Regions from separate parts of the Homo sapiens genome. Here regions 1 and 3 are each linked to region 2. A link is a loop called in an ENCODE intact Hi-C map of the cell type or tissue named here. Cell type or tissue: Calu3. All regions are shown on one strand. Links, peaks and the distances in the headings refer to the core of each region. The heading gives the core; the rest is flanking DNA. Region 1 overlaps DOCK3 (dedicator of cytokinesis 3). Region 2 overlaps DOCK3 (dedicator of cytokinesis 3). Region 3 overlaps DOCK3 (dedicator of cytokinesis 3).

Region 1 (10,400 bases), core at 2,627-7,626, 100 kb before region 2:
AGGTTCATAGAGCAAGTTCTTAGAGTCCAATAAAGAGACTTAGACTCCCACAGAATAATAGTGGGAGACTTTAACATCCCACTCTCAGTATTAGATCAGTGAGACAGAAAATTGACAAGGATATTCAGAACTTGAAATCAGCTCTGGACCGAGTAGACCTGATAGACATCTGCAGAACTCTCCTCCCCAAATCAACAGAATATACATTCTTCTCAGCACCACATTGCACATATTCTAAAACTGACCACATAATTGGAAGTAAAACACTCTTCGGCAAATGCAGAAGAACAGAAATCATAACAGTCTCTCAGACCACAGTACAATCAAATTAGAACTCAGGATTAAGAAACTCACTCAAAACCACACAACTACATGGAAACTGAACAACCTGCTCCTGAATGACTACTGGGTACATAACGAAATTAAGGCAGAGGTTCTTTGAAACCAATGAGAACAAAGACACAACATACCAGAACCTCTGGGACACAGCTAAAGCAGTGTTTAGAGAGAAATTTATAGCACTAAATGCCCACAGGAGAAAGCGGGAAATATCTAAAATTGACACCCAAACATCACAGTTAAAAGAACTAGAGAAGCAAGAGCATACAAATTCAAAAGCTAACAGAAGACAAGAAATAACTAGCCGGGCTTGGTGGCTCACACCTGTAATCCCAGCACTTTGGGAGGCTGAGGCGGGCAGATCATGAGGTCAGGAGATCAAGACCATCCTGGCCAACACGGTGAAACCCCGTCTCTACTAAAAATACAAAAAATTAGCCGGGCATGGTGGCGGTTACGTGTAGTCCCAGCTACTAGGGAGGCTGAGGCAGGAGAATGGCCTGAACCTGGGAGGCGGGGCTTGCAGTGAGCCAAGATCGCGCCACCACACTCCAGCCTGGGTGACAGAGCGAGACTCAGTCTCAAAAAATAAATAAATAAATAAATAAATAAATAACTTAGATCAGAACAGAGACACAAAGAATCCTTGAAAAAATTAATTAATCTGGAAGCTGGTTTTTTGAAAAGATTAACAAAATAGATAGACTGCTAGCCAGACTAATGAAGAAAAGAGAGAAGAATCAAATAGACACAACAAAAAATGTGATAAAGGGGCAATCACCACTGATCCCACAGAAATAGAAACTACCATCAGAGAATACTATAAACACCTCTGTGCAAATAAACTAGAAACTCTGGAAGAAATTTATAAATTCCTGGACACATGCGCCATCCCAAGACTAAACCAGGAAGAAGTTGAACCCCTGAATAGACCAATAATAAGATCTGAAATTGAGGTAGAAATTAGCAGCGTACAACCAAAAAAATCCCAGGACCAGACGGATTCACAGCCAAATTCTACCAGAGGTACAAAGAAGAGGTGATACCATTCCTTCTGAAACTATTCCAAACAATAGAAAAAGAGGGACTCCTCCCGAACTCATTTTATGAATCCAGCATCATCCTGATACCAAACCTGGCAGGGACACAACAAAAACAGAAAATTTCAGGCCACTATCCCTGATGAACATTGATGCGAAAATCCTCAATAAAATACTGGCAAACCGAATCCAGCAGCACATCAAAAAGCTTATCCACCACAATCAAGTCAGCTTCATCCCTGGGATGTAAGGCTGGTTCAACCTACACAAAAAAATAAATGTAATCCATCACATAAACAGAACCAATGACAAAAACTACTTTATTATCTCAATAGATGCAGAAAAGGCCTTCAATAAAATTCAACATCACTTCATGCTAAAAACTCTCAATAAACTAGGTATTGATGGGACGTATCTCAAAGTAATAAGAGCTATTTATGACAAACCCACAGCCAATATACTGAATGGGTAAAAGCTGGAAATGTTCCCTTTGAAAACCAGCACAAGACAAGGATGCCCTCTCTCACACTCCTATTCAACATAGTATTGGAAGTTCTGGCCAGGGCAGTCAGGCAAGAGAAAAAAATAAAGGGCATTCAAATAGGAAGAGAGGAAGTGAAATTGTCTCTGTTTACAGATGACATGATTATATATTTAGAAAACCCCATTGTCTCAGCCCCAAATCTCCTTAAGCTGATAAGCAACTTCAGCAAAGTCTCAGGATACAAAAAGCATTCCTATACACCAATAATAGACAAACAGAGAGCCAAATCATGAGTGAACGCCCCTTTACAATTGCTACAAAGATAATAAAATACCTAGGAATACAACTTAGAAGGGATATGAAGGAACTCTTGAAGGAGAACTACAAACCACTGCTCAAGGAAATAAGAGAGGACACAGACAAATGGAAAAACATCCCATGCTCATGGATAGGAAGAATCAATATCGTGAAAATGGCCATACTGCCCAAAGTAATTTATAGAGTCAATGCCATCCCCATCAAGCTACCACTGACTTTCTTCACAGAATTAGAAAAAACTACTTTAAAGTTCATATGGAACCAAAAAAGAGCCCGCATTGCCAAGTCAATCCTAAGCCAAAGGAACAAAGCTGGAGGCATTATACTACCTGACTTCAAACTATACTACAAGGCTACAGTAACCAAAACAGTATGGTACTGGTACCAAAACAGATATATAGACGAATGGAACAGAACAGAGGCCTCAGAAATAACACCACACATCTACAATCATCTGATCTTTGACAAACCTGACAAAAGAAGCAATGGGGAAAGGATTCCCTATTTAATAAATGGTGTTGGCAAACTGGCTAGCCATATGCAGAAAATTGAAACTGGACCCCTTCCTTACACCTTATACAAAAATTAACTCAAGATGTATTAAAGACTTAAACATAAGACCTAAAACCATAACAACCCTACAAGAAAATCTAGGCAATACCATTCAGGACATAGGCATAGGCAAAGATTTCATGACTAAAACACCAAAAGCAGTGGCATCAAAAGCCAAAATTGACAAATGGAATCTGATTAAACTAAAGAGCTTCTGCACAGCAAAAGAAGCTATCATCAGAGTGAACAGGCAAGCTATAGAATAGGAGAAAATTTTTGCCATCTATCCATCTGACAAACGGCTAATATCCAAAATCTACAAAGAACTTAAACAAATTTACAAGAAAAAACCATCAAAAAGTGGGCGAAGGATATGAACAGACACTTCTCAAAAGAAGACATTTATGCAGCCAACCAACATATGAAAAAAAGCTCATCATCACTGGTCATTAGAGAAATGCAAATCAAAACCACAATGAGATACCATCTCACACTAGTTAGAATGGCGATCATTAAAAAGTTAGGATACAACAGATGCTGGAGAGGATGTGGAGAAATAGGAATGCTTTTACACTGTTGGTGGAAGTGTAAATTAGTTCAACCATTGTGGAAGACAGTGTGGTGATTCCTCAAGGATCTAGAACTAGAAATACATGTGACCCAGCGATCCCATTTCTGGCTATAAACCCAAGGGATTATAAATCATTCTACTATAAAGACACATGCGCACGTATGGTTTTTTTCTTTCTTTTTTTTTTTTTTTTGAGATGGAGTTTCACTCTTGTTGCCCAAGCTGGAGTGCAATGGAGCGATCCCAGCTCACTGCGACCTCCACCTCCCGTGTTCAAGTGATTCTCCTGCCTCAGCCTCCTGACTAGCTGGGATTACAGGCGCATGCCACCATGTTCAGCTAATTTTTTCATTTTTTATTAGAAATGGGGTTTCATCCTGTTTGCCAGGCTAGTCTCGAACTCCTGACCTCAGGTGATCCACCTGCCCCAGCCTCCCAAAGTGCTGGGATTACACGCATGAGCCACCGCGCCCAGCCACACACATACGTTTATTGCAGCACTGTTGACAATAGCAAAGATTTGGAACCAACCCAAATGCCCATCAGTCATAGACTAGATAAAGAAAATGTGGCACATATACACCATGGAATACTATGCAGCCATAAAAAAGGATGAGTTTATGTCCTTTGCAGGGACATGGATGAAGCTGGAAACCATCATTCTCAGTCAACTAACACAGGAACAGAAAACCAAACACCACATGTTCTCATTCATAAGTGGGAGGTAAACAATGAGAACACATGGACACAGGGAGGGGAACATTACACACCTGGGCCTGTTGGGGGTCGGGGGACTAGGGGAGGGATAGCATTAGGAGAAATACCTAATGTAGATGATGGGTTGATGGGTGCAGCACACCACCATGGCACGTGTATACTTATGTAACAAACCTGCACATTCTGCACATGTATCCCAGAGCTTAAAGTATAATAAATAATTAAAACTTCAAAAAAAGATTAGATTAGATTCAATATTAGAAATATCAGTATGGGAAGAAAATTTGCTTTCTTATATTAAAACTACCTGACCAATCACCTGAGCCCAAGAAGTTAAGGCTACAGTGAGCTGTGATTGCACCACTGCACTCCAGCCTGGGCAACAGAGTGAAACTCTGTCTCAAAAACAAACAAAACTGCCTGGCCAGCTAATCTGTTACCTTTCCACACAGCCTTACCCTAGAACAAATCAAGAATTCATTACCCCAGTCAAAAGGGAGATATTTTTCCTTACAAATGAATGTCAGAATTTTTATGTAATAGTGTATAGTTCTTCAACTTTTTGAAGCTAAATATTACACCAAAACCTGTCAGCAAAGATCAGACAGCCTCTCTCATGTCCAGTCATTCAGTCACTGCCAGGTATATTGTTAGCCCAAGTATATATTTAAACTCTGCCTCATTTAAGATTAAAATAGTCTACTTTTTTGTTTTCCGCTTGCCTCTGTGTTGCCTCTTGATACCAGTTGCCTATAGGTTTCTCAGCCCAGAGGACAGGTGATCAACTGGGAGTACCTTAAGGCTTCCTTGACTCTGTAAGGGAGTGGACTCTATAAGGGAGTCTATAAGGAACTCTATAAGGGAGTACCTGAAGGCTTCCAGGTGCTTCTGTAAGAAAGACACCTGTGATCTCCCCTTCTAAGTACCTTAAGCTGCTCATCTTCCTTTTTGATTCCCCTCCCACAGCCAAAATATGGAGAGATTAGAGGTAGCTAGCAAAGCAATGCAGATATGCTTTCTGGGAACTTTGTAACACAATAATGCCCTGTACTGAGTGGCACACTCCTACTACATCAAGATAAATAGCTTAGATCTGGTCTCGGCTAAGACCTGTGTGAGAATCAGACCTTCTTCTTTGGTGCAAGGCTCATGTTTCCTGAGTTTCACAACTCTCTCTCTCTCTCTCTCTCACTGTCTCTCTCTCTCTCTCTCTATATATATATATTTATTTATACGTATAATAATATACATATAATAATATACATATATATGCATATATATACATAATATATATATGTATATTATTCAGTTAGACTTTATATCTTTGATTATGACCACTAGAAGATGTCAGGGTGTGAGAGTCCTTCTGTCCTGGTGTCTAAGTACAGGATATTTTACCATTTAAGAGAGCAAATGAGTTACTGTTTGTTATTGATTATAAAGCACCTACTTTACCACTGCTTTGTCTTTTATATCTAAGCTGCCAATGATATGTTTTGTTCTGATTCTAATTACTGCAAAACAATCTCCTTGATATTCCAGGGAGTTATAAATCTGCAGATAGAATTCATATAAGTTCTCCAATTGGGCCTGGCCTGAATAAAGACCACAGCACAAGCCTGTTTTCCATGGCATAAATTTTCACTCACTCTAAGCCAGTGTCTGTTGCCTGATGGAGCAGTCAAGAAAACAGCCTTCCCTCCCCAGCCTGCCATTTGGGAAGGGTGCATTCTCACCTTTTTGTCTCAAGATGGCACTCCATTTCTCTTTGTAAATCCTGAGTTAATGGCATAAGGGGACTGAGAAGTGAAAAGTCTTCATGCTGCTTCCACTTAGACAAGAGAAAATAATAAGAACCAGCATGTATCAAAGGCCTATTGTGTTCCAGGCACTCTACTAGAAACTTTATGTAAAAATTTCCCTCATACCAGTATCAAGACATAAGTAATAGCATCATCCCCATTTTATAGATGGGGAAACAGAGAATTAGGCAGTAACTTGCCAAAGTTTGTGTGTCAGGTAAGCGGTAAAGCTTGGATTTGAACTCGTGTCTAATTCCAAAACCCATTCTCTTTTTCCTATAGTGCTCTGCCTCCCAAAGGCTGTGGAACTGTTCTATTATCAGATTGTTCTCAAGAAACTACCTTATGGTCTGCCAGAGCTTACATCCTAGAAGAAAAGCCTAACATGCACACTCCCACTCCCCTTGCTTGGGTGTTTAGGTGGCTGAACTCTAAGCCCACGTCAACAGTCCTCAAGAGTTTATGGCTAACTAAATACACACATTTCCCATCCTCTTGAATTTACTCTTGAGACTACCAGGCATCACTTATGAAGAAAATAATTTATGAAGTCTTCATATTTCATGGTTGCAAATGAGAATCTCTATTCTGGGGAAATGGTACAGCTCTCAGAACTGGATCACTGGCTGCAGGGCTGTGAGCAGAGTTCAGCTGGTGCTGCTTGAAGGAACTCAGCTCTCTCTGCCATACTTTCTTGAGTTTGGAACCAAAATTGGAAAGTTAAGAACTTGATCATAGAGACAAACAAAAATCTAAATCCATTTTATGAACAAAAACAACTGTGGATCTTAAGCCACATTGAGCAGATTTTTCTTTATACCCCATTCTCTTGCCAGCAAATGCTATATGCAAGTTATGAAAGCCTCCAATTGCCTGGATCCCAGTAAATTATCTTGTTTTGGTTTCCTTTTTGGTTTTTCTTGCTCCATGCCTGAGTGCTGTAGTCAGTGGCCAGGGAGGAGCCCACCGAAGGCAGAGATGCTACAGTGCCTTCTCAGCCTCTCACCACCTTGTATCATTGTCTGAGCATGAAAGATAGACACACACCCTAACTCTGTGCTAACCACAGCTTCATTTGCTTCTGCAGGCTGCACTCCTCAATTCTTTCCCAACCATCTTTGATGAGCTTCTGCAAATGTTCACCGTGCAAGAGGTGGCAGAGTTTGTGAGAGGGACACTGGGGAGCATGCCCAGCACTGTGCACATTGGGCAGTCAATGGACGTGGTCAAGCTGCAGTCCATTGCCAGGACAGTGGATAGCCGCCTGTTTTCTTTCTCAGGTAAATCAAGTTGGGATGAGAGTCCTCCTTCCTTCCAGGGGTGTCCTCCTTCCTTCCAGGGGTGATAGCAAAGTGATAATCAAAGGATCAGTTTCCTCAACGATTATGCAAGAAACCAGTAACCCTTAAGATACAGAATTTTTTGATAAACTATAATAGAGAATGCAGCCAAGACCTAGGCCTACTGCCTTACTCACAGTTTATTCCTAGGAATCCACACATAGGGGCATGTCACTGGGGTGGTGCTGAGTCCATTCAGGCTACTGTAACAGAATACCATAGACTGGGTGGCATGTAAACAGCAAACTTTCTCATAGTTCTGGAGGTTAGGAAGTCTAAGATCAAAGCACCAGTAGATTCAATGTCTGGTGAGGCCCACTTCCTGGTTCATAGACAGCTGTCTTCTCTCTGTGTTCTCACATAGCAGAAGGGGCAAGGCAGCTCTCTGGGGTCTTTTTTTTTAAAAGGTCGCTAATCTTGTTCATGAGGGCCCTGCCTCCAGGCCCACAGCTTCCAAGAACAGAGCCTGCTATACCCTCAGGAAAGGAAGGAGAGGAAAAGAGAAGGGACTATCTCAAGGAAATAAGGATAAGCCAAGAAAATAAAAGAGGCCCTACAGATCACTTGAGGTCAGGAGTTCAAGACTAGCCTGGCAAACAGGGTGAAACCCTATCTCTACTGAAAATACAAAAAATTAGCTAGGCATGGTGGCAGGCACCTGTAATCCCAGCTACTCAGGAGTCTGAGGCAGGAGAATTGCTCGAACCCAGGAGGCGGAGGTGGCAGTAAGCCAAGATCACGCCATTGTACTCAAGCCTGAGCAACAGAGCGAGACTGTCTCAGGAAAAAAAAAAAAAAAAAAAGGCCCTGAAAGGGGCCCTGAGGACCCTGTGCTTTCTTGTTTCCTTGCCATACCATTCGATACCTTTCCAGTCTTTGGAGAACCAACAAGGATTAGAGAGAGAAATGGACAGGGAGCTCTTTATGCTCCCCAAGGGGTCAGGACAATCTAATATACTAGCAGCCTAGTCTGTCTTTCACAAAGAACTTCTGGTTTTATTCCTGAAGACACATCATATGTGATCAAGTTCTGCCTTGCAGGGACAACCAAATGCTCAATGGCCATATATTAAGATCAATATGAGCCTGATTCTTTAAGAATAATATCACTGTGCTAGGATAAACTTCTGAGGCACAGAAATAAATCTGAAACACCAGCAAAACAATTATTAGAATTTTTATAATTTTTGGTGGTTAATTTTTTAGGTTTGACTTTTTTTTTTTTTTGAGACGGAGTCTCGCTCTGTTGCCCAGGCTAGAGTCCAGTGGCATGATCTCAGCTCACCGCAGCCTCCGCCTCCCAGGTTGAAATGATTCTCCTGCCTCAGCCTCCCAAGTAGTTGGGACTACAGGCATGCACCACCATGCCTGGCTAATTTTTTTTTTTTTTTTTGTATTTTTAGTAGAGACGGGGTTTCACCATATTGGCCAGGCTGGTCTCGAATTCCTGACCTCATGATCCACCCGCCTCAGCCTCCCAAAGTGCTGGGATTACAGGTGTGAGACACCGCGCCCGGCCAGGTTTGACTTTTAATGTGTAAGAACAAAAATTTCTCAGCCCACTGCTACACACATTTGTAATACTAAATAGATGTTCCCTTTGACTTAGCTCTGCCAGCGTATGATATTGCTAGTAGTAGTAAAGCTGCCACCAAGAAAGTCATCTTTTTTCCACCAGGAACTGTTTATGCTGGTAAACAGTTCTCTCTTCTCCAGCTCCTATACTGAAGATTTTATTAATGGTTTGGGGCACACTGTCACTGAAGGCCACTGTACACACTTGAGCTTTGTGCACTGCTTAAAGAAAATGCTTTTGGCCGGGCACGGTGGCTCACGCCTGTAATCCCAGCACTTTGGGAGGCCAAGGTGTGTGGATCATGACATCAGGAGATCGAGACATCCTGGCTAACATGGTGAAACCCTGTCTCTACTAAAAATACAAAATTTAGCCAGGCATGGTGGTGGGCGCCTGTAGTCCCAGCTACTCAGGAAGCTGAGGCAGGAGAATGGCGTGAACCCAGGAGGCAGAATTTGCAGTGAGCCGAGATCACGCCACCGCACTCCAGCCTGGGCGACAGAGTGAGACTCTGTCTCAAAAAAAAAAAAAAAAGAAAGAAAATGCTTTCAAAATATATGGGAAGGGGAACAGCAGACTGCTCTCACTGACATACTTTATTTCTAATATCTCTGCATGTACTTGCTGCTTCACACAAACACTTCAGAAAAATTTTCTTAATATTTATGTGGCCCTGGACTATGTAATTGGATTTTAGATGACAAACAGCACCAAAATTTCATTTGCATCTCACTTTCATTGAATGCCTGAGTTGCAGCATCTTCCCTGAAGCAAAAGGTTCTTTACCAGTGATGTCCTTTAACCAGCACTGGTATTCTCAAAGTATAAGTTTGGTCTCTTCTTCAGCAGGTTCTAGTAACTAACCACTGTTTTTTTCTGTAAGCAGCTATTGGTTGTTACAAAAACTAAGTATGTTGGTATTTTCATCTACATAGTGCAGTATCAACTTTTTTTATTCAAGCAGCCTTTTAAATCTAGACTAGCTAGTATTCTATTCTGTTTGAACATATTCTAAGCATTTGACAAGGCAGTGCCCAAATCTCTTATATGTCATGTACTTTGTCTTTGACTGAAAAAGATTTGCTGTCTGAATTTCATATGGAACTCTTAACAAAGGACAGATATGAACGATAAATCTAAAATGCCATGGCTTGTTTGTGTTACTGATAATCTGACTAAATCATGCTAGCCAGATATGATGGGACCTGCAGAGTCACACAATCACTGACCACGTAGGAATACAGGGTGCCAGAAACGCATTCACACTTGTATTTCACATGTCTCCTAACCTTCCTTGTGAAGTAAATGTATTATAGAAGAGGCCCTTACACCCCATTCTACAGATGAGGAAAATAAAGCTCGTGAGAGGAGTCAACTTGCCTGAGGTCTCAGAACGGGTTAATAAGGGAGCTTGAAGTAGGACAGCCTTCCTGAATTTAGGATTGTAAATATAGTCAGCTCCTGATGAAAGTGCTATTCGGTAACACTGGGAGAAATCATTTGAAGTGTTCAGTAGGATTGGTGATAAATGTTGGCTAATTATCAAAGTCTTGTGACAAGACAAAGGTCATGCTTCAATTGTGTTCATTGCTGTATACACACTGAGCAGCAATCTAACAAGCCTGTGGGGGAAAGGGAGCAGGCCTGTTGGCTGTGGCAAG
Region 2 (10,400 bases), core at 2,721-7,720:
CTGTAGATGTCTATTAGGTCCGTTTGGTGCAGAGCTGAGTTCAATTCCTGGATATTCTTGTTAACTTTCTGTCTCATTGATCTGTCTAGTATTAACAGTGGGCTGTTAAAGTCTCCCATTGTTATTGTGTGGGGGTCTAAGTCTATTTGTAGGTCTCTAAGGACTTGCTTTATGAATCTGGGTGCTCCTGTATTGGATGCATATATATTTAGGATAGTTAGCTCTTCTTGTTGAATTGATCCCTTTACCGTTATGTAATGGCCTTCTTTATCTCTTTTGATCTTTGTTGGTTTAAAGTCTGTTTTATCAGAGACGAGGATTGCAATCCCTGCTTTTTTTTTGTTTTCCATTTGCTTGGTAGATCTTCCTCCATCCCTTTCTTTTGAGCCTATGTGTGTTTCTGCATTTGAGATGGGTCTCCTGAATACAGCACACTGATGGGTCTTGACTCTTTATCCAATTTGCCAGTCTGTGTCTTTTAACTGGAGCAGTTAGCCCATTTACATTTAAGGTTAATATTGTTATGTGTGAATTTGATCCTGTCATTATGATGTTAGCTGGTTATTTTGCTCGTTAGTTGATGCAGTTTCTTTGTAGCGTTGATGGTGTTTACAATTTGGCATGTTTTTGCAGTGGCTGGTACCGGTTGTTCCTTTCCATGTTTAGTGCTTCCTTCAGGAGCTCTTGTAAGGTAGGCCTGGTGGTGACAAAATCTCTCAGCATTTGTTTGTCTGTAAAGGATTTTATTTCTCCTTCACTTATGAAGCTTAGTTTGGCTGGATATGAAATTCTGGGTTAAAAATTCTTTTCTTTAAGAATGTTGAATATTGGCCCCCACTCTCTTCTGGCTTGTAGAGTTTCTGCTGAGAGATCTGCTGTTAGTCTGATGGGCTTCCCTTTGTGGGTAACCTGACCTTTCTCTCTGGTGGCCCTCAACATTTTTTCCTTCGTTTCAACTTTGGTGAATCTGACAATTATGTGTCTTGGAGTTGCTCTTCTTGAGGAATATCTTTGTGGTGTTCTCTGTATTTCCTGAATTTGAATGTTGGCCTGCCTCGGTAGGTTGGGGAAGTTCTCCTGGATAATATCCTGAAGAGTGTTTTCCAATTTGGTTCCATTCTCCCCATCATGAATAGGAACACAACGAGTCTGCAGCTCCCAGTGTGACTGACACAGAAGACAGGTGATTTCTGCATTTCCAACTGAGGTACTGGGTTCATTTCACAGGGGCTTGTCAGACACTGGGTGCAGCCCACGGAGCAGGGCGGGGCATTGCCTCACCCAGGAAATGCAAGGGGTCGGGGAGTTACCTTTCCTAGCAAAGGGAAGCCGTGACAGATGGTACCTGGAAAATCGGGACACTCCCACCCTAATACTGCGCTTTTCCAGTGGCCTTAGCAAAGGGCTCACCAGGAGATTATATCCTGCGCCTGACTCAGGGGATCCCACACCCATGGAGCCTCTCTCACTGCTAGCACAGCAGTCTGAGATTGAACTGCAAGGAGGCAGTGAGGCTGTGGGAGGGGCATCCGCCATTGCTGAGGCTTGAGTAGGTAAACAAAGCGGCTGGGAAGCTCGAACTGGGTGGAGCCCACTGCAGCTCAAGGAGGGCTGCCTGCCTCTGTAGCCTCCACCTCTGGGGGCAGGGCATAGCTGAACAAAAGGCAGCAGAAACTTCTGCAGACTTAAACGTCCCTGTCTGACAGCTTTGAAGAGAGTAGTGGTTCTCCCAGCATGGAGTTTAAGATCTGAGAACGGACAGACTGCCTCCTCAAGTGGGTCCCTGAACCCTCAGGAGCCTAACTGGGAGGCACCTCCCAGTAGGGGGCGACTGACACCTCATATGGCAGGGTGCCCCTCTGAGACAAAGCTTCCAGAGTGAAGGATCAGAAAGCAACATTTGCTGTTCTGCAGCGTCCACTGTTGATACCCAGGCAAACAGGGTCTGGAGTGGACCTCCATCAAACTCCAACAGACCTGCAGCTGAGGGTCCTGACTGTTAGAAGGAAAACTAACAAACAGAAAGGACATGCACACAAAAACCCCATCTGTACGTCACCATTATCAAAGACCAAAGGTAGATAAAACCACAAAGATGGGGAGAAACCAAAGCAGAAAAGCTGAAAATTCTAAAAATCAGAGCACTTCTCCTCCAAAGGAACGCAGCTCCTCGCCAGCAATGGAACAAAGCTGGATGGAGAATGACTTTGACAAGTTGAGAGAAGAAGGCTTCAGATGATCGGTAATGACAAACTTATCCGAGCTAAAGGAGGATGTTTGAACCCATTGCAAAGAAGCTAAAAACCTTGAAAAAAGAGTAGATGAATGGCTAACTAGAATAAACAGTGTAGAGAAGTCCTTAAATGACCTGATGGAGCTGAAAACCATGGCATGAGAGTGACGTGATGCATGCACAAGCTTCAGTAGCCGATTCGATCAACTGGAAGAAAGGGTATCAGTGATTGAAGATCAAATGAATGAAAATGAAGCGAAAAGAGAAGTTTAGAGAAAAAAGAGTAAAAAGAAATGAACAAAGCCCCCAAGAAATATGGGACTATGTGAAAATCTACGTCTGATTGGTGTAATAGCACAAATGTATGACTTGGGAAGTCATTAAGAAAAGAAGCTCTCTAAAGCACACAAACCCATGAAGCCCACAGTAGGAGTGATGGAGAGAAGCCCACAGTAGGAGTGATGGAGAGAAGCCCACAGTAGGAGTGACTGCTGTATGGCACAGTGAAAAGATGCAGTGACCACCTGGGAAAAGCCTTGGCAGATTGTAGAGGGAAGTGGAGTAAGGTTGCAGCAGGCACAGTCAGACTTCACCTGAAGTATTCAGACCAAGCCCTCATTTCCAGGGCAAGGGAATTAAGGCCACCTAGCCAGTTCACAGCCAAGCTAAGTTTGGGGCACAGATCTTTACACTCACCAGCCCTCACTCTCATGCCCATTCCACTGCCCATATTGCCTCCCTAGCATGGACTCTGAGGTCAGAAAAGGGGAGCCAGCATTTGAAAGCAGACATTTCTAGTACTAAATAGGACAAATGAACCAAAAGATCGGTGCATGCTGAAGATTTGTCAGTATGTGAAAGCTGCAGACATAGAGAAGGAGCAGTGATATGTGTTATCAAGAAGGCACACTGAAAGACGGCCTTGGGAATAAAAAGAAAAGAAACCCTGAGCCATGAGTGCCACAGTCAAGGTTGGCATTTATAGTGTCTTCAGGTAAATAGTCCTGAATAGAGCTGCAGAAACAGTTTCTGTAATCCCTTCTGGTTTTGTTTTTTTCCCTAACCTAAAGCGTCTCTAAGATATGTTCTGACATATCTAAGACTTTATCTGGTATTCTTGCTGAGGACAGATCTCTGAATCATGATGATTGATAAACACAGAAGGCAACCAAGGATGGACATTTGAACTCAAATGCACTCTGACATTGGTCAGACACTTCCTCTAGGCTGTTCCAGATACTTAGTGTCCTGAAAAGAAGAAAGAGGAGGAATAAGCAGGCCCTGCTCTTGGGGACCTCACAGGCTGGCGGTTACCACCTTTTCCTTCCAGCCGTTGACTGATTTATTCACTTATCAAGCTTTTACTGAATGCTCAGTGAGGAACCTGCATGGCTCTTGCCACGGGGGCAGGTGGTGCACTATGTCAGTGCTGAATAGAGAGAAATTATCTTCTTGTCTGGAAATAACTCATTTTTACTTCAAATGGCTTGGTTATCTGTTGCTGCATAATAAGCCACCCCCAAAACTTCTTAAAACAATCTATTATCATCTCTTATTCTGTGGGTTTACAGGGCTCACTGAGCAATTCTCACTTGGTGTCAGATGTCACTGGCTGGAATCATCTAAAAGCTCAGGTGGGCTAGATATTCGAGATGGCTCACATACATGGCTGGCAATTGATGCTGGTGGTCAGCTTGGGGTGCGACTGGGGCTGTCAACTTGAGCTCCTACATATGACCTTTCCATGTGACTTAGGCTTCTCACAGCATGGCAGCTGATTTTCCCCAGAGAAAGCATTCCAAGAGACCCAGGAAGAAGCCTCAAGGCTCGTTTTTACCCAGCCTTGGATGTCCCAGGAAGTCCCCACGTTTCTAGTCTCCTCAAGTCACTAATGTCAACCCAGATACCAGAAAGAGGAATGAGATTACACCTCATGTTGTAAGGAATGGTGTGTGTGTTTTGGGACAGAAGGTGTTGATGGTCACCATTTTTGGAGATGAGCTGTCACAATGGCCAAACTCCAGAATATCACACAGAGGAAGGCTGAGAGAAGCCCCTTCCCTTTTGGGGGTAAACATTAAGTGCAAAAATAAACAAAATGGTTAAACAGAACTGGGCCCAAAGAGAACAGTGACAAGATCAGAGGCAGTAAGAAAGAAAGCAAGTCCCTTCTAGACCACAACTTCCATACCATCCATGTGCAGGCTCATCTGGAGAAAGGTGCAGGTCCTACATCTATCAAGCACAGTGTTAGGCCCTGGGAGACAAAATAGAAGGGTCTGTGTGACATGGCATCATAGAGAAAGACTGATACTTTCAAATGTATGTAATAGATGTTGTAGTAGATACACTCTGGGCAAAGAAGGGAGGAAACAGTCCACTCTGTTTGAAGTTTGTGTTTGGTATTACCAGGGAGGGGAAAGCTTTCGTAAAGGTGATCTTGAGGGAAGCCTTTGCATTGGGGTTACTTCCCCCACTCCCAAGAGTGGTCATGAGACCAGTGGTCTTCCTTGCCATACCCATGGACACTGCTGTGATTCCTGTTGCTTTGGAAATGTCTGAGAGGAATGGCCTGCAAGGCCCCTCACACGGATCAGGATATTGAGTATGCAGATGTGGGGTTTTCTTTATGAGCCAGGCTGTGAGCTCCATGAGGTGAGAGACCACGGACAACCTGAGCAAGACAGTATACAAGGTTCCAATCACATGCTTGGTGTGGAATGGGCATTAGATATGGGTTTGATGTTACTGAGTTGGTCTAAAGGTGCTGTGTGTTTTTCGGTGCATACTGAACAGAGAGTAGTCCTGTCTAGAGCTGTGGGCTGCAATGCTCAGGAAGCATTCTGAGAGTTTCTTGCTGGGAAAGCACTGTATCGGTCAATGAGAATAGGTGCTTTTTTCACCTAAACTCTTGTGAGTTGACAGCTCCCCCTGCTGATCAAAAGGCTGATTGGAGCTAGGAAACAGGGATTTTGAATAATCCTTAAGTAATTCGTTGACACTGGGGTTTACTAGACTACAACTCACATAATTCAGAAGTCCCATGAACACAGAAACCCTTGTGTTGTTCAAATGTTTTCATGAAAAGTAACCATCACCTTCTCCTACCATGGGATTGGCTGCCCAGGGCAGAGGGCAGGGGGAGGGAAGTGAAGTGGTAGAGTTAAAAATTTTAGTGGTGGCACAGAGCACCCCTTTGTGGCCACCATAGCCCAGAGAGACCACCATAACATGAGTCTGAATCTTCAGCAGAGCCCCTGAGCCCTGGCTACAGCCTTCAGGCTGCTATATCTCCATCCTAACCCCCTCACACGGATCAGGATATTGAGTATGCAGATGTGGGGTTTTCTTTATGAGCCAGGCTGTGAGCTCCACGAGGTGAGAGACCACGGACAACCTGAGCAAGACAGTATACCAGGTTCCAATCACATGCTTGGTGTGGAATGGGCATTAGATATGGGTTTGATGTTACTGAGTTGGTCTAAAGGTGCTGTGTGTTTTCCGGTGCATACTGAACAGAGAGTAGTCCTGTCTAGAGCTGTGGGCTGCAATGCTCAGGAAGCATTCTGAGAGTTTCTTGCTGGGAAAGCACTATATTGGTCAGTGAGAATAGGTGCTTTTTTCATTTCTCTTTACATAGCCATCTTCTTGAGGTTGCCTAAGAGTACAGGTTCTAAAAGAGAACATAGAAACCAGTAAAATCACAAAATAGCAATTCAGGTCGAGTTTTAAAAATCATATTTTAGTCATTCTCTTACAAGTGAAAGGACATTTTTTAATGACTGGGTCTTAAAGCCAGCCCTGAGGTTCTACAAACAGGATCACTCAGACCAACTGTGGAAAAAGTTACATTACTGGTATTTATTACGCTGACTTCTTCAAAGTATTTTAGCCTCATCTTCTTGGACTGAAATGAATACAAGAGGAATTTCTCAAGGACTCCTTTGGCAAGCTGGCTGAAGAAGACGTATTTTTAGCTGTGTCCTGACAGTGCTGGCACTGCACACTCAAAGGAAAGCCCCAGAGACCCTGAGTTCCAGAGACACAGAGCCTCTAGGAGCTGCAGATTGACCCCAGCTGCAGATTCAGCTGGAGCCCATGGGTTGGTCTAAACTACCCAACTTCACTCAGAGGACACCCCAGAGAGGGGTTTCAACCAATAGAGCCAGGCAGAGGCTTGAGATCCAGGTGATCCTCCTGTGAGGGCTCCGATTCCCCCAGTGGTTTCTCATGGATATGCTGGTATCTGGTACAATGAGCACATTTGGAGGGCCTTCCAAATTACCCATTCCCCCAGGAAAGCCAGCAAGTTACTCTTATTGCTTCTGTGGAAGATCTTCTTAAGGACCATGGGTTGACAAGTTCCTGGACCTACGGCTATGGTCTGAATCCATGGGGACAGAGTCACACCACATGTGGCATGGTGTGGCCTCCATAACAGTCCCTCAGACTAGGGGAAATCACTGCAGAGGCCTCACAGGAGTAGAACATGAATCAAGTCAACTAAAGAGCCTGAGTTAAAGCCCCATAATTTCCACATTAGTTCCATGAACCCTGAGTTCACGGAAGGGCAAGTGTCACAGAGCAAAACCCCGGAGAGCAACCTGTGTGCAGAGCCCTGGCCCCCAGCCAGCCTGGCTCTAGGGCTGCAGTAGGACTGGCAGGAAGGCAGAGGCCAGGTGCTGGGACCTAGAATCTGGAAGGGAGAAGCCTCTGAGAAAAGTCGGTAGGGAGCCAGGTGAGAACAGGGCCAGTGGTGTCAGGAGAAGGTAAGTGCGTAAAGACACAGTATGTCAAGTAATAACAGTGTGGCTATGTTATCTGAGTGTCTCTGTCTCTGTGTGAGTGTCTCCATTGCAAGCTGGCCTGTTCCCATGCCTGGACCCCAGGAGAGCCCAGCATACAGGCCACACCCATTTCCTGATAGTGCTTGATGCAGGGAGCCCCTAGCCACCCTGCTCCAGTTCTTAACTCTCCTCACCCTCTGCTTCTGAGCATGGTGGGGACTCTGTCAGCGGATCTGCATCTCACCAGCCTGCTGTATGTCAGCCTTGGCTGGGACATGAGGTGCAGCCACTGCCACCATCTAACAACCAGACTCTGCTTCATTCCTCCTGTGCTTGCTGAGTTCATCCTCACCCTAACTGTAAGGGACACCTACCCTGGTTCCCTAGTCCTGAGGATGCTTGACTGCTGGACCCTCCATCTGTGGCTTGTCATCTGTGCTTGATTGTTCTCACTTGGTTACAGGCTCTCCCTCTCTGCCAGATAAGTACCGCCATGCCCGTGAAATGATGTTGTTGCTGCCCACATACCGGGACCGCCCAAGCAGTGCCATGTATCCAGCAGCCATCCTGGAGAACGGACAGGTAATAGACCCACCACACTGACTGTCCTCTGCTGCAAGTGTGTTAGCCTGTGCTTCCCTCCTTGCATTTGCGGGGCCTTCTGCATTGTCCTACATGGCTCTCTCATTCCGCTGTAAGATCCCGCAAAAGGCCGCTGGGCTTCTGGATGTGGAGTGCAGTGAACCTGAGGACCAGCAATCCAGACAGAGTGTAGGCGTGAGTAGAATGGTGGCAGGAACCACCATTGGAACCAGCATTGCTCATGTAGCTATCTGTCCTTCCCGCCAGATCCTGGACTCGTCATCCCTAAACAGTCTAGCAAAGGTAATTGGTTCTTTGCAGCCTGTTCTGAGAAGGCAGTGGTGGACACATTGGTCTGGAAGATGTTCTTCCTCCCTATTTGTGGGGCATCCTCACTGGAACAAACTCTGCCTCTTTTATTCATCCATCCAACTGAAGTCCCTCACTACCTGCTGGGGCTGTTCTACATGCCATTTGCACAGCTCTCCAAATGCTCTGCCTGGGGACCTTGAACAAGAAGCTGTAGGGATTAACTCCCTCCCTTGGGCAGTCTGTCCCTGCCCTTCTATCAGGGTCCATAAAAGTCACCTCTCAGTGACCATTACCTAGCCTCAGAATGCCAGGAGTTTCTTAGTGGTACCTCCCTGTGCCTGATTGGCTCTGCCAGGTAGAGGGATGAGATCTGCTTGGCAGCTGCCCATTAAAACAGCAAGTCCTGTCTGTGACTCTAGGCTTGATACTGTCCTTTCCTCTGCCTTCAGTGCTAGCATGGGCCTGTGCAGGGCCTCTCCAGGAGGCTAAACCTGTCAGTGCTCATGGGGAAGTGGGGATCTCTCTAGCCAGACAAAAGGATGCAAACAGATGCTCCCAGGTAGCTATGTTCTGTTTCTTGGGCCCTACATAAGACAGCTGGGTCCTAGCCAGATACTGGAGGATGGTATTGCAAATATTGTGTATAGAAGCACTGAGAACCAGACACCCTGGACAGTCTTTCCTAGGGCTGGCCTGGGGGTCTCAGTATATCTCAAGTGTGAGCTGTGCCACTGCTTTGTTTTCCCCGTCTGATCTTGTAGTGTCCTGTCTCTCGTCGCCCACAACACTGCCTCCCAAGATATAATTGGTTGTTTTCACTCTCTGTAATGTTTATCTCCTTCCTTCAGCCGCCGAATTTCCAGCGAGCCCTGTTCCAGCAAGTGGTCGGAGCCTGCAAACCCTGCAGTGATCCCAATCTGTCTGTGGCTGAAAAAGGTATTGTTGCCCAGGTGGCCTTCCCCCCATGTCTGTCCCCATCCTGAGTGTCTGACTCTTGTCCCTGAGTACCAGCTGGCCAGGGCTAAGCCATACTTCAACACTCAGGTCTGTCCGTCTGTCCAGAATTCTGACCAGTTCTTGTGCTCACTATTTAACCCATGTCTGACTTGATGCTAAGGTTTATATCCTGTATCCCTCCTTCCTCAGGGCCTACCCTCAGAGGTCCCAACTGCCTCCTGCCCTGAGCCCACCTTTATGGAAACTTGGGCTTCTGTGTGCAAACTGTAGAAAACTACTTCCCTAGACTCCTCCCAGCCACCCCCAGAATTCAGCAGGCCTTGTGGCCCCTTTGGTCCCTCTCAGCTTGGGCCCTCAGGGATCTTTCCTTGGAGCTCAGAACAGGCCGTGGCCAAACAAGCCCCAAGAGGAAGGGGAAAGACATGCTATTTCCCAAAGACAGGCTTCTCCAAGTGAAGCCCAGGGTGCCCCAAAGGAGTCCGGTCCTTCTGTAGCCACTCTGGCCAGCAGCTGCTGTGAATCCATCTTTTATTGCAAGGCCACCAACCATACTGTGAGACTGAGCAATCCTCCTTAGACCTGTGGCTGTTTAGAGAGTGGGCATTTTACCCTGTGTTCTGCTTCTGCAAGCCGATGGAAGAAGCAGACTCAGACCTCAGACACGGAGATCTGAGTTAATTTTAACAGAGAGTAATACTAAGTGCTGAGCCTTCCTGCCACCCAGAACCTGGCCTCATATCCGCCCCTCTCCTCACAGGTTCTCTGCCTAGCTGCTCCATCTATTGGAGTTTAGGGCACACTCAGTTCCCACCAATACAACCTGTCATCCCCTATTCCATCAGAACATGTCCCTCCAAAGCTGTCATCATCACGTTATCATCGTATCTGTTCATCGAGTGCTATGTGCTGTCCCCACTGTTATGCTCCGCCTTTGCTCATCATGGAGGACATACCTCTGTGTCCTCTTTAAAGAGACAAAACACTGATGGGCACTGAAGCTGGGTGCCCCACCACAAAGGGCCTGGAGACTGGCTGAAGATGCCTTCATAGCTTCAAGGTCGTATATCCCGAAAACATGCAGCTTCTTGGACTTCTGCACCTGTGACCCAAAACAGAGTGCCCTTTTCGCCTGGAGGGCCAGAATCCACAGTGGCATTTCTTCAGCTGAGATGCAGAGCAACGTCAGAAGTAGCCAAGAGTCTAGACAGGCTTAGAGCTCAAACAGGTGCTGGTGGCCAGACCAGGACCCTACCCCAACCAGACACATTAGCGCTTCAGGCCTCAGGCCAAGGCCAGACTACGACTACATCAAGGAGCTGGACATGCCCACCCCTAGGTGTGGAAGGAAAGGAGGGTTGTCTCAGAACAGAGGCTGAGCCCAGAGCAAGCATATCCGTACCACAAGGCCAGCATTTAGAAGGCAGCTAATCAGACATTTGCCCAGTGGCAACACACAGGCCAGAGCGTAGCTCCCTAAGTCTCTACCTGGATCCTCCAGGGCAGGAACTATACATACTTGTCATCATTCT
Region 3 (10,400 bases), core at 3,448-8,447, 270 kb before region 2:
TTCGACTTCTTCTGGGTTTAGTCTTGGGAGGTGTGTGTCCAGGAATTTATCCATTTTTTCTATATTTTCCTAGTTTATTTGTGTAGAGATATTTATAGTATTCTCTGATGGTAGTTTGTATTTTTGTGCAATAAGTGGTGATATCCCCTTTATCATTTTTTATTGTGTCTATTTCACTTTTCTCTTTTCTTCTTTATTAGTCTGGCTAGAGGTCTATTTTGTTGATCTTTACAAAAAAATGAACTCCTGGATTCATTGATTTTTTTGAAGAGTTTTTTGTGTCTCTATCTCCTTCAATTCTGTCCTGATCTTAGTTATTTCTTGTCTTCTGCTTGGTTTTGAATTTGCTTGGTCTTGCTTTACTAGTTCTTTTAATTGTGATGTTAGGGCATAGATTTTAGATATCTCCCACTATTATTGTGTGGGAGTCTAAGTCTCTTTGTAGGTCTCTAAGAACTTGCTTTATGAATCTGGGTGCTCCTGTATTGGGTGCATATATATTTAGGATAGTTAGCTCTTCTTGTTGTATTGATCCCTTTACCATTATGTAATGCCCTTCTTTGTCTTTTTTGATCTTTGTTGGCTTAAAGTCTGTTTTATAAGAGACTAGGATTTCAACTCCTGCTTTTTTTTTTTTTTACTTTCTATTTGCTTGGTAAATATTGCTCCATACCTTTCTTTTGAGCCTATGTGTGTCTTTGCATGTGAGAATGGTCTCCTGCTGGGTCTTGACTCTTTATCCAATTTACCAGTCTGTGTCTTTTAATTGGATCATTTAGCCTGTTTACATTTAAGGTTAACATTGTTATGTGTGAATTTGATCCTGTCATTATGATGCTAGCTGGTTATTTTGCCCATTCGTTGATACAGTTTCTTCATAGTGTGGATGGTCTTTACAATTTGGTATGTTTTTGCAGTGGCTGATACTGGTTTTTCCTTTCCATATTTAGTGCTTCCTTCAGGAGCCCTTGTAAGGCAGGCTTGGTGGTGACAAAATCTCTCAGCAATTGCTTGTCTGTAAAGGATTTTATTTCTCTTTTGCTTATGAAGCTTAGTGTGGCTGGATATAAAATTCTGGGTTGAAAATTCTTTAAGAATGTTGACTAGAGCTTCAACCACAGCCCTCCTTGGGGTATTAAAAAAGCCTGGAACTGACAACACCAGAATCCAGAATCTCCCAGTTTCTTAATACCAACTTGATGGTGGAATTTGCATTGTCTAGTGCAAAATGCAGCCCTTTTAACATTTACATTTGATCTTTATCTTCTGGTTATACAGATTACTTTATCTAATTTTACCTGTTATTTGTTTTAAAGCTTTTCACCCCATCTTACCCAACTTTTAGTGGAGAAAGGTAATACTCAAAAGCTCTCTCAATTCTTATAACAGCATATAAAACATTTCATGCTCATTAAACTAACACCCTTCATTCTCTCATTCTTTTCAAATGTCAATCCTTAAGTGACATAAATAAGGTTAGCAAAAAAAAAAAAAAAAAAAAAAAAAGAATGTTGACTATTGGCCCCCATGCTCTCTGGCAAAAAAAAAAAAAAAAGAATGTTGACTATTGGCCCCCACGCTCTCTGGCTTGTAAAGCTTCTGCAGAGAGATCCACTGTTAGTCTGATGGGCTTCCCTTTGTGGGTAACCCGACCTTTTCCTCTGGTTGCCTTTAACATTTTTTTCTTCATCTCAACCTTGGTGAATCTGACGATTATGTGTCTTGGGGTTGCTCTTGTGTCTTGGGGTTGCTCTTCTCAAGGAGTATCTTTGTGGTGTTCTCTATATTTCCTGAATTTGAATGTTGGCCTTTCTTACTAGGTTGGGGAAGTTCTCCTGCATAATATCCTGAAGAGTGTTTTCCAACTTGGTTCCATTCTCCCCGTCACTTTCAGGTACACCAATCAAACATAGGTTTGGTTTTTTCACATAGTCCCATATTTCTTGGAGGCTTTTGTTCATTCCTTTTCTTTTCTTTTTTTTTTCTCTAATCTTTTCTTCACACTTTATTTCATTAAGTTGATCTTCAGTCTCTGATATCCTTTCTTCCACTTGATCAATTCGGCTATTGATACTTGTGTATGCTTCACGAAGTGAAGCTGTGCTGTGTTTTTCTGCCCCATCAGGTCATTTATGTTCTTCTCTAAACTGGTTATTGTAGTTAGCAATTCCTCTAATCTTTTTCAAGGTTCTTAGCTTCCTTGCATTGGGTTAGAACATGCTCCTTTAGCTTGGAGGAGTTTGTTATTACCCACCTTCTGAAGCCTACTTCTGTCAATTCACCAAACTCATTCTCTATCCAGTTTTGTTGCCTTGCTGGTGAGGAGTTGTGATCCTTTGGAGAAGAGGCGTTCCGGTTTTTGGAATTTTCAGCCTTTTTGCACTGGGTTTTCCTCATCTTCGTGGATTTATCTACCTTTGATCTTTGATGTTGGTGACCTCCGGATAGGGTTTCTGTGTGGACATCCTTTTTGTTGACGTTGATGCTATTTCTTTCTGTTTGTTAGCTTTCCAGGTCTGCTGGAGTTTGCAGGAGGTCCTTTCTAGACCCTGTTTGCCTGGGTATCACCAGCGGAAGCTGCAGAACAGCAATGTTCCTTCCTCTGGAAGCTTCGTCCCAGAGGGGCACCCACCAGATGCCAGCCAGAGCTCTCCTGTATGAGGTGTCTGTCGACCCCTGCTGGGAGGTGTCTCCCAGTCAGGAGGCACAGGGATCAGGGACCCACTTGAGGAGACAGTCTGTCCCTCAGCAGAGCTCAAGCGCTGTGTTGGGAGATCCGTTGCTGTCTTCAGATTCACAGGCAGGAGCATTTAAGTCTGCTGAAGCTGTGCCCACAGCCACCCCTTCCCCCAGGTGCTCTGTCCCAGGGAGATGGGAGTTTGTTCTGTAAGGCCCTGACTGGGGTTGCTGAGTTTCTTTCATAGATGCCCTTCCCAGAGTGGAGGAATCTAGAGAGGCAGTCTGGCTACAGAGGCTTTGAGGAGCGCAGTGGGCTCCACCCAGTTCGAACTTCCAGGTGGCTTTGTTTACATTGTGACAGGAAAACTGTCTACTCAAGCCTCAGTAATGGTGGCTGGCCCTCCCCTTACCAAGCTCCAGCATCCCAGGTTGAATTCAGAGTGCTCTGCTGGTAGCGAGAATTTCAAGTCTGTGAATCTTAGCTTCCAGGGCTCCATGGGGGTGGGATCTGCTGAGCTAGACCACTTGGCTCCCTGGCTTCAGTCCCCTTTCCAGGAGAGTGAACGGTTCTGTCTCACCTCACTGGCGCTCCAGGCGCCACTGGGGTATGAAAATAAAACTCCTGCAGCTAGCTTGGTGTCTGCCCAAACGGCCGCCTAGTTTTGTGCTTGAAATCCAGGGCCCTGGTGGCGTAGGCACCTGAGGGAATCTCCTGGTCTATGAGTTGCGAAGACCGTGGGGAAAGCGTAGTATCTGGGCCAGAGTGCACTGTCCCTCATGGCACAGTCCCTCACGGCTTTCCTTGGCTAGGGGAGGGAGTTCCCTGACTCCTTGTGCTTCCCTGGTGAGCCAATGCCCAACCCTGCTTCAGCTCACCCTCCATGGGCTATACCCACTGTCTAACCAGCCCCAATGAGATGAGCTGGGTACCTCAATTGGAAATGCAGAAATCATCTGCCTTCTGCGTTGATCTCGCTGGGAGCTGCAGACCAGATCTGTTCCTATTTGACCATCTTGCCAGCCACCGATCGGAGTTTTGCTCTTTTGCCCAGACTGGAGTGCAGTGATGCGATCTCAGCTCACTGTAACATCCGCCTTCCGGTTTCAAGCTGTTCTCCTGCCTCAGCCTCCCGAGCAGCTGGGATTACAGGTGCCCACCACCATGCCCATCTAATTTTTGTATTTTTATTAGAAATGGGGTTTCACCATGTTTGCCAGGCTAATCTTGAACTCCTGACCTCGTGATCTGCCTGCCTTGGCCTCCCAAAATGTTGGGATTACAGGTGTGAGCCACTGTGCCTGGCCCAAAGTCCCATTCTTACTCTCTTGGAGTTTTTTCAGCATTCAGGATACCTTGCATAAACTAAACTTTTTCTTGAAAATCAGTTGCTTCTATAATTGAAATAGAGGGCTCTCCCTGAGAGTCAAGCATTCTACCCAAATGAGATAATCTGCCTCTGTGAAAATCTTAGGGGACCCTGGAGATAAATTTTATTTTAAAATGATGGGCGAGCACTTTTTTATTAAAGCAAACAATTTTGTTTCCCTCTGCAAAAGAGGTTATGTATGTAATGCAGCTAGAGCTTATCTGCAGGATTTAGGCAGTCCACTAATAGACCTGCAATTTAGTCTTGGTCCTTCGACCCTAGGCCCCATCGTATAGTCTAGCCTGTCTTAACTTGGTCCAGGACATAGACTCCAGCTCACTAACCAACATTTTCGCAAAGATTTTCTGTGAGTTCCAGCAGAAATAAGAGAGGAGCTGGTACCTTGTCTCTGGTAACTGTTAACATCACTTTCTTTTTCTACCCTGCTCTCTGGTCTGTCATTGTCAGTATACTTAAATTCCCTAAAAATTACGAGGGGCTAGAGAAATTAATAGTATTCTCTCTTTTTCTTTCTCTTTCTCACACATCCACAAAGAAAGCTAATGATTTCTGTGCCCTATGGATGAGGAGGCCAACAAATGGATGTTTAAGTGAAACTTTATAATCCTGTTGCCCTGCTAAGTTTTTCATCAGTATATTTTGTTGCATAACTCAAAACTGAAAATATAGACAGAATGAATTCAAATAGGGTTTAAAGCTAAATATATTTCATACTAGTGGTCAGACTGTCTTGACATGCTTCTACATATATGCCCAACACATCAGCTCTTACTCGGAAGCATTAAAGTGAAAGTCTTTTGAGAGATAGACACAGTGAAACTTTTACTTTAGATATATACTTTGGCCTGTGGTTAAACCTGCCTTTTTCATCTGAAAATAAGATCAGAAACTGCTGTTCTGTATATGCCATCCTTCATTATGTTCTGAGTCTAACTGTTAGGCTGTGGAAAATTTTTAATGTATCATCCTACAGAGTCTGGATAACAACAGTGAAAGAAAAGATCAGGTTCTTTAGAAAGTTTCACATTGTTTACAAGAAATTTGACTTCTTCTCTGCCTAAAAATACGTAGGACAAAGTAGAGCAGAATGACTGATGCGTCTCACATATCAAAAAAATCCTCTGTGAGGAGAGGAATGTGGAGAATTAAGTGAGATCAGAGGTAGAAGTTACAGTGTTTGGTAAAGTCATTTATTTATGCACCAAATGTTTATTTTTACACCTGCTATGTGCTTGTGCTGTTATAGGCTCTAGTAATATGGCAGTGGATAAAACACACAAAAATCCATGTTCTCATGAAGCTTACATAGTAGGGACAGACAGTAAATAGAAATAAGTAAATTGTATCATATTTGAAGGGATAAGTGTTATGGAATAGAAAAAGTAAAGCATAAGGGAGATTTGCTGTGCTAAATAAGATTGTCAGGGTAGGCCTTACTGAGAAGGTACACCTACTGTGGGGCTACCTTCCAGGGAAGAGACTTAATTTGTCCCATCCTCTCATCCTTTGATCTCTAAATGATTTCTAAATTAATGAGGTGGAGCCAAGGGATCAAATTACTGGCAGCCATGTCACCCTTATTTACTTAAGGATAAATAAAAAAAACTAGATAAAGAAAGAAAGAAAGCCTTTACAGTGACCAGATGACAGACGATGGTGGCTTGGATTCTGGCTATCTTCTAAAGGTAAAGCTGTGCTTATTTTGTTTCTGGTATGGTGGAGTAAGCCCCTGACAGTCTGGCCCTCCTACAGTTAACACTGAGCAAAATCCAAAAACTACCTGACGGTGCTGCCAAATGAATAAAGCAGGCAGATATTGTAAGGCAGTAAAAAGTTGGAGAAAAAGATCAACATGAGGTGAATTTTCTGTTTTTTGTGGTTTTGATCTGAAAGTGAGCTGTAGTCCTAGCATAGTATAGAGTGTCTGAAACTCCATTAGAAAGCCTGCCATATTTTTAGCCTGAGGAACCAAGAGATGGAACCTGGGGCAAGTATGGCCACCAGAGGGAGTTCTGGAGAGAAGAGAGCAGGAAATGGGAATCTCAAATTCTATGTATGAGCTCTACCCATGTCACTGGCTCACCTCTGAACCATGCGTATCCAAGGCAGACGCAAAGCAGCTAGCAACAAAGGCTAAAAGAAAACTGTGATTTGACCCACCACAGGAGAAATGGAGATTATAGATTAAGTCTAATCAAGTTAATTCACCATTAAAACAAAAATACTAATTCTCTTCAGAATATAGCAGAATTCAGATTCTCTACAATGTAACATTTACAAGGTCCAGGATAAAATCCAAAGTTATGGGATAACCAGAAAAATTAGTTACTTCAACAAAGCAATAGCTAAATTTAATTTATCTTTTTTTTTTTTTTGAGATAGGATCTTGCCCTGTTGCTCAGGCTGGAGTACAATGGCACAATCATGGCTCACTGCAGCCTCAGTTTCCTGGGCTCAAGTGATTCTCCTGCCTCAGCCTGCTGAATAGCTTGGACTACAGGTGCACGCCACCACGCCTGGCTAATTAAAAAAAAATTTTTTTTTTTTTGTAGAGATGACATCTTGCTATGTTGCCCAGACTGATCTCGAACTCTTGGCCTCAAGCGATTCTCCCACCTCTGCCTCCCAAAATGCTGGGATTATGGGCATGAGCTACCATGCTCGGCTTAGTCTTTCTTTTTTTTTTTTTTTTTTGAGACGGAGTCTCACTCTGTCGCCCAGGCCGGACTGCGGACTGCAGTGGCGCAATCTCGGCTCACTGCAAGCTCCGCTTCCCGGGTTCACGCCATTCTCCTGCCTCAGCCTCCCGAGTAGCTGGGACTACAGGCGCCCGCCACCGCGCCCGGCTAATTTTTTGTATTTTTAGTAGAGACAGGGTTTCACCTTGTTAGCCAGGATGGTCTCGATCTCCTGACCTCATGATCCACCTGCCTCGGCCTCCCAAAGTTCTGGGATTACAGGCGTGAGCCACCGCGCCCGGCCTCGGCTTAGTCTTTCTTAGAAAATTGCAAGGCGGTAGAGATCATCAGGATGCTGAAAAGGAAAATAGATAACTTGTGGTAGAATGATACTCCATTGTGAACAAAGTGGTGGTAAACTTTTGAAGATGTTTTTCAACTTACAGTGAAAACTAGAAAATAGCCATAATATGTACACACTAATTCCTCCCTCTGTTCCTTTTCCTTAGAATATTACTAATGTAAGCAAAAATGTTACAGAGCCTGCTATGAGCTGGTAACATTTATCAAATGAACAAATGACTTATTATAAACTCTCAAGATGGAGTTCCAGCATTAAATCTATAGTTGCAAAAAAGGCTTCGTGTAGAATCCAGCTGAATTCAGATTAAGGCATTCTAGGCTTTCTCCCATTTCTACTCCTGCCTCAAAGCCAGGCTCACAGAAAGCATGATTTAAACAGACAGTCACTTCCCCTCTGATCCCAGCATCCACTTGGCTAAATCTCACATTTGCAAAGTACCACTAAAGCTTTTCCAGAGTTGGGGATAAAGGAAAATATGAAGGAATCAAAGAAAATACAAGCTTGAAGTTTGTTACCTTTCTTGAACTTCTTTTAAAAAGTTTTGTTGTCATTAAAATATATTTAGCTGGGGAAATTTTAACTAATTTGTGTTTATCTGAAAACGTGGTACTTGGAGAAACAGCTCAACTGTAAGGCCTGTGGCTGGTGTCTTTGGAGTTACAATCATTGAGGGTCTCTGGACACAGACTTCTAGTGACCGGAGGTGTTTCTGTCAGAGCCAGAGCATTTATTCATAAACTGAGGATTATTTTCTCTACTTTTACATTTACAAAGCAATGTAAAATATCTGCCTGGCTGTAGATCAGGATTTATTAAAGATCATCTCAAGACAGAGCAAGATTTTAAAAACTGGATATTTTAATCTTCACATGGAAGTGAAGAACACAAGGTACTGGATTCTGTCAGCAAATCAATCAGTATGTCAGGATTTGTATTTTGAGGAATGTGCTAAATGGTGTTTAAAAACAAAGTCTGGATCAGTATATCAGGGTTTATATTTTGAGGAATGTGCTAAATGATGTTTAAAAACAAAGTCTGGAGACTCATGAGAGAGAATGGAAAATTGAGTGACATATATGTATACTTGCTGTCCATGGAGTAAGCTGTGTGGCTGTTGTTAGGGTAACTAGAAATCAGCTACAAAAGAACAGAAGAAATAGTGTTGTAGAAATAGCACAAACAAAAGGAAGCCCTGAGACGAGATGGCTCCTTTGCAGTGCATGGGAACCAGGAGTCCAATAATTATGACTCATTAGAAAAGGTTAAATGGTATGAGAGAAAAATAGAAATTTAGAATTTCAAATATAAAATATATACAATTATGAGTTTTTAAAAATCAGTTCTTGGTTAGAAAAGGGAAAATATTTTGTTGATGTGTAAACTTCTAATGGCATCTAGAGATATGGCTGCTGGTTTCTGAGAAGGAATGCTCCAAATATGTTTCCCTCTGAGCACATTTAGAACAGAGACTCCCTTGGAAATAGATTCTGCCAGTTGTTTACCTTGAACTCAATTGTCATTAAAACTACTATTCCCCTCCCACTGCAGGAAAGCCACAATACACTTTATATGGACTCTTCAAATCAAAATTGTAAAACTCTTTATTAAATGTCTACCTGCTTGTTGCTATTAAGTTTTGAACCTAAATATATAAAACGATATCTTTTTCTTTCAAGGGGCTCTAATGGAAAATATAAATATTTCAGCACCCCAAGACATAGAATGGAGAGAAATATATAGCAGATGTACTAAACCAATGGTGGTGCAGGCCCAAGAGCTGTGCTACAATGAGAGCCTGTGCTACAATGAGACTACAGAGCAAAGTAGGTGACATGCTCATGCACAAAAAAGGGAATAGAACAGAAGAGATAAATTCTAGCATCTCAAAAAGTGAAAGCAAAGCTAGTTTATAAATGGCACAGGAAAATGAGCCTTATTGTCGTCCTGTTTATTCAACAAAAATCATTTTACCTTTCTTGATTATCTACCTTTACCAAACTTAGCCCTGAATTACTTTCTGTCATTTCTAATAAATCTACCCTCAAAAAATTGATAAGCTACTCCCAAGATACTTAAGCCATGTGCAATAGTCTCATAGAAGGTTCAAAACAATTCTCCAAATGCTTAAAGCAGGTTGACTCTATTTAGTGCCTACAATGTGCCAGGTCCTATTCTAAGTCCCAGATATCAGTGAAAACTAGTAAAATACCTCTGCCTTCAAGGACTTAATATAAATCTATTGCCTTATGTGTACAAAGGAAGGATACATTTCTTTGGCCAAGTTGGACTCTGTGAGCTTCCTGAGCTATGTTTGTGCTCAAGGAGAAAAAAAACTGGGAGGATATTCACTTATCCAACTACACAATGGGATGAGCCCTGTTCTAATGTCCTGGGGATATACTAGGGAGCTAGACAGCAATATTTCTACCCATAATGGGGGATGAGGGAGAAGCAGACAAAAAACAGGATGAGTAAGTAAAATATGCGACATGTTCAATTATTTATATACAGATATTATATGTATTAGAAAAATAAAGCAGAGAAGGGAGCTAGAACATGGGATAGGGGAAATTTTTGATAGGATAAATGAGGAGGGAGTTTTACTCAGAGGATGACAATTGAGTAAAGACCTAAAAGAATTGGGGCAACAATCAGGTGAATATTTTGGAAAAGAAGTTTCCATGTACAGGGAACCACAGCAACTTCAGAAGCTCTCAGGCAGAAGCATGAGCCTGAGGACAGCAAGGATACCAGTGTCATTGGAACAAAACGAACAAGGACATAGGACAAAGTAGACCGTGAAGTCAGAGAAACAAATGTCTGGCCTTGGCGAGGGAGTGGTAGAGAACTGTGGGGTTTTGAAGGCTATTGTAAATGCTTTGGATTTTACTTTAAGTGAAATGGGGACCATTGAAGGTTTCTGAGGGGAAGAGGGACATGTTCTGACTTGGGTTTTAACCTGTTCACTGTAGTAGCCATGTTGACAGTGAATTGTGGGAAATGCAGGCAAAAACAAGACCAGTTGGGAGACTTAATATAATAATATCAGGAGAGATTGGGTTTGGACCAGTGGCAGCAGTAAAATGGCTTTATATGAAAATGTTAACAGTGATTATGATTGCCTCTGAGTGAACAATTTTAGTGGGATTGTGGACAATTATAGCTTTCTGCTTTTGCTTTTAAGTAATTCCCAGATTTACTTTAGTAAACACTTATAATCTGAGAAAAATATATAAACAACAATGAAGAGTTGCTCAGGGTATTGTCAGAACGTCTAGGAGGATTTCCCAT

What was found. Peaks named below come from ENCODE experiments on the same cell type or tissue, not always from the same donor. Only the 100,000 strongest peaks of a DNase experiment are listed, where the experiment ranks them.
Region 1: a loop joins it to region 2, with 18 times the contacts of the local background. A loop is called at or near these places in 10 of 110 quality-filtered maps.
Region 3: a loop joins it to region 2, with 17 times the contacts of the local background. A loop is called at or near these places in 39 of 110 quality-filtered maps.

Annotation. Positions count from the first base shown.
Region 1 is chr3:51,263,905-51,274,304 of GRCh38, forward strand. It overlaps DOCK3 (dedicator of cytokinesis 3), which reads left to right. Exons shown (of 53, transcript NM_004947.5): 24 at 6,911-7,103. Among named protein-coding and RNA genes, the nearest start is that of MANF, 120 kb to the right of the region's middle. In Calu3, for the core only: no CTCF peak of the experiment used is centred there; no DNase peak of the experiment used is centred there.
Region 2 is chr3:51,366,986-51,377,385 of GRCh38, forward strand. It overlaps DOCK3 (dedicator of cytokinesis 3), which reads left to right. Exons shown (of 53, transcript NM_004947.5): 50 at 7,484-7,602; 51 at 8,763-8,850. Among named protein-coding and RNA genes, the nearest start is that of MANF, 13 kb to the right of the region's middle. In Calu3, for the core only: no CTCF peak of the experiment used is centred there; a DNase peak (open chromatin) is centred at 5,166.
Region 3 is chr3:51,094,371-51,104,770 of GRCh38, forward strand. All of the region lies in intron 9 of DOCK3 (dedicator of cytokinesis 3), which reads left to right. Among named protein-coding and RNA genes, the nearest start is that of MANF, 290 kb to the right of the region's middle. In Calu3, for the core only: a CTCF peak has its summit at 6,095 (motif pointing right); a DNase peak (open chromatin) is centred at 6,091.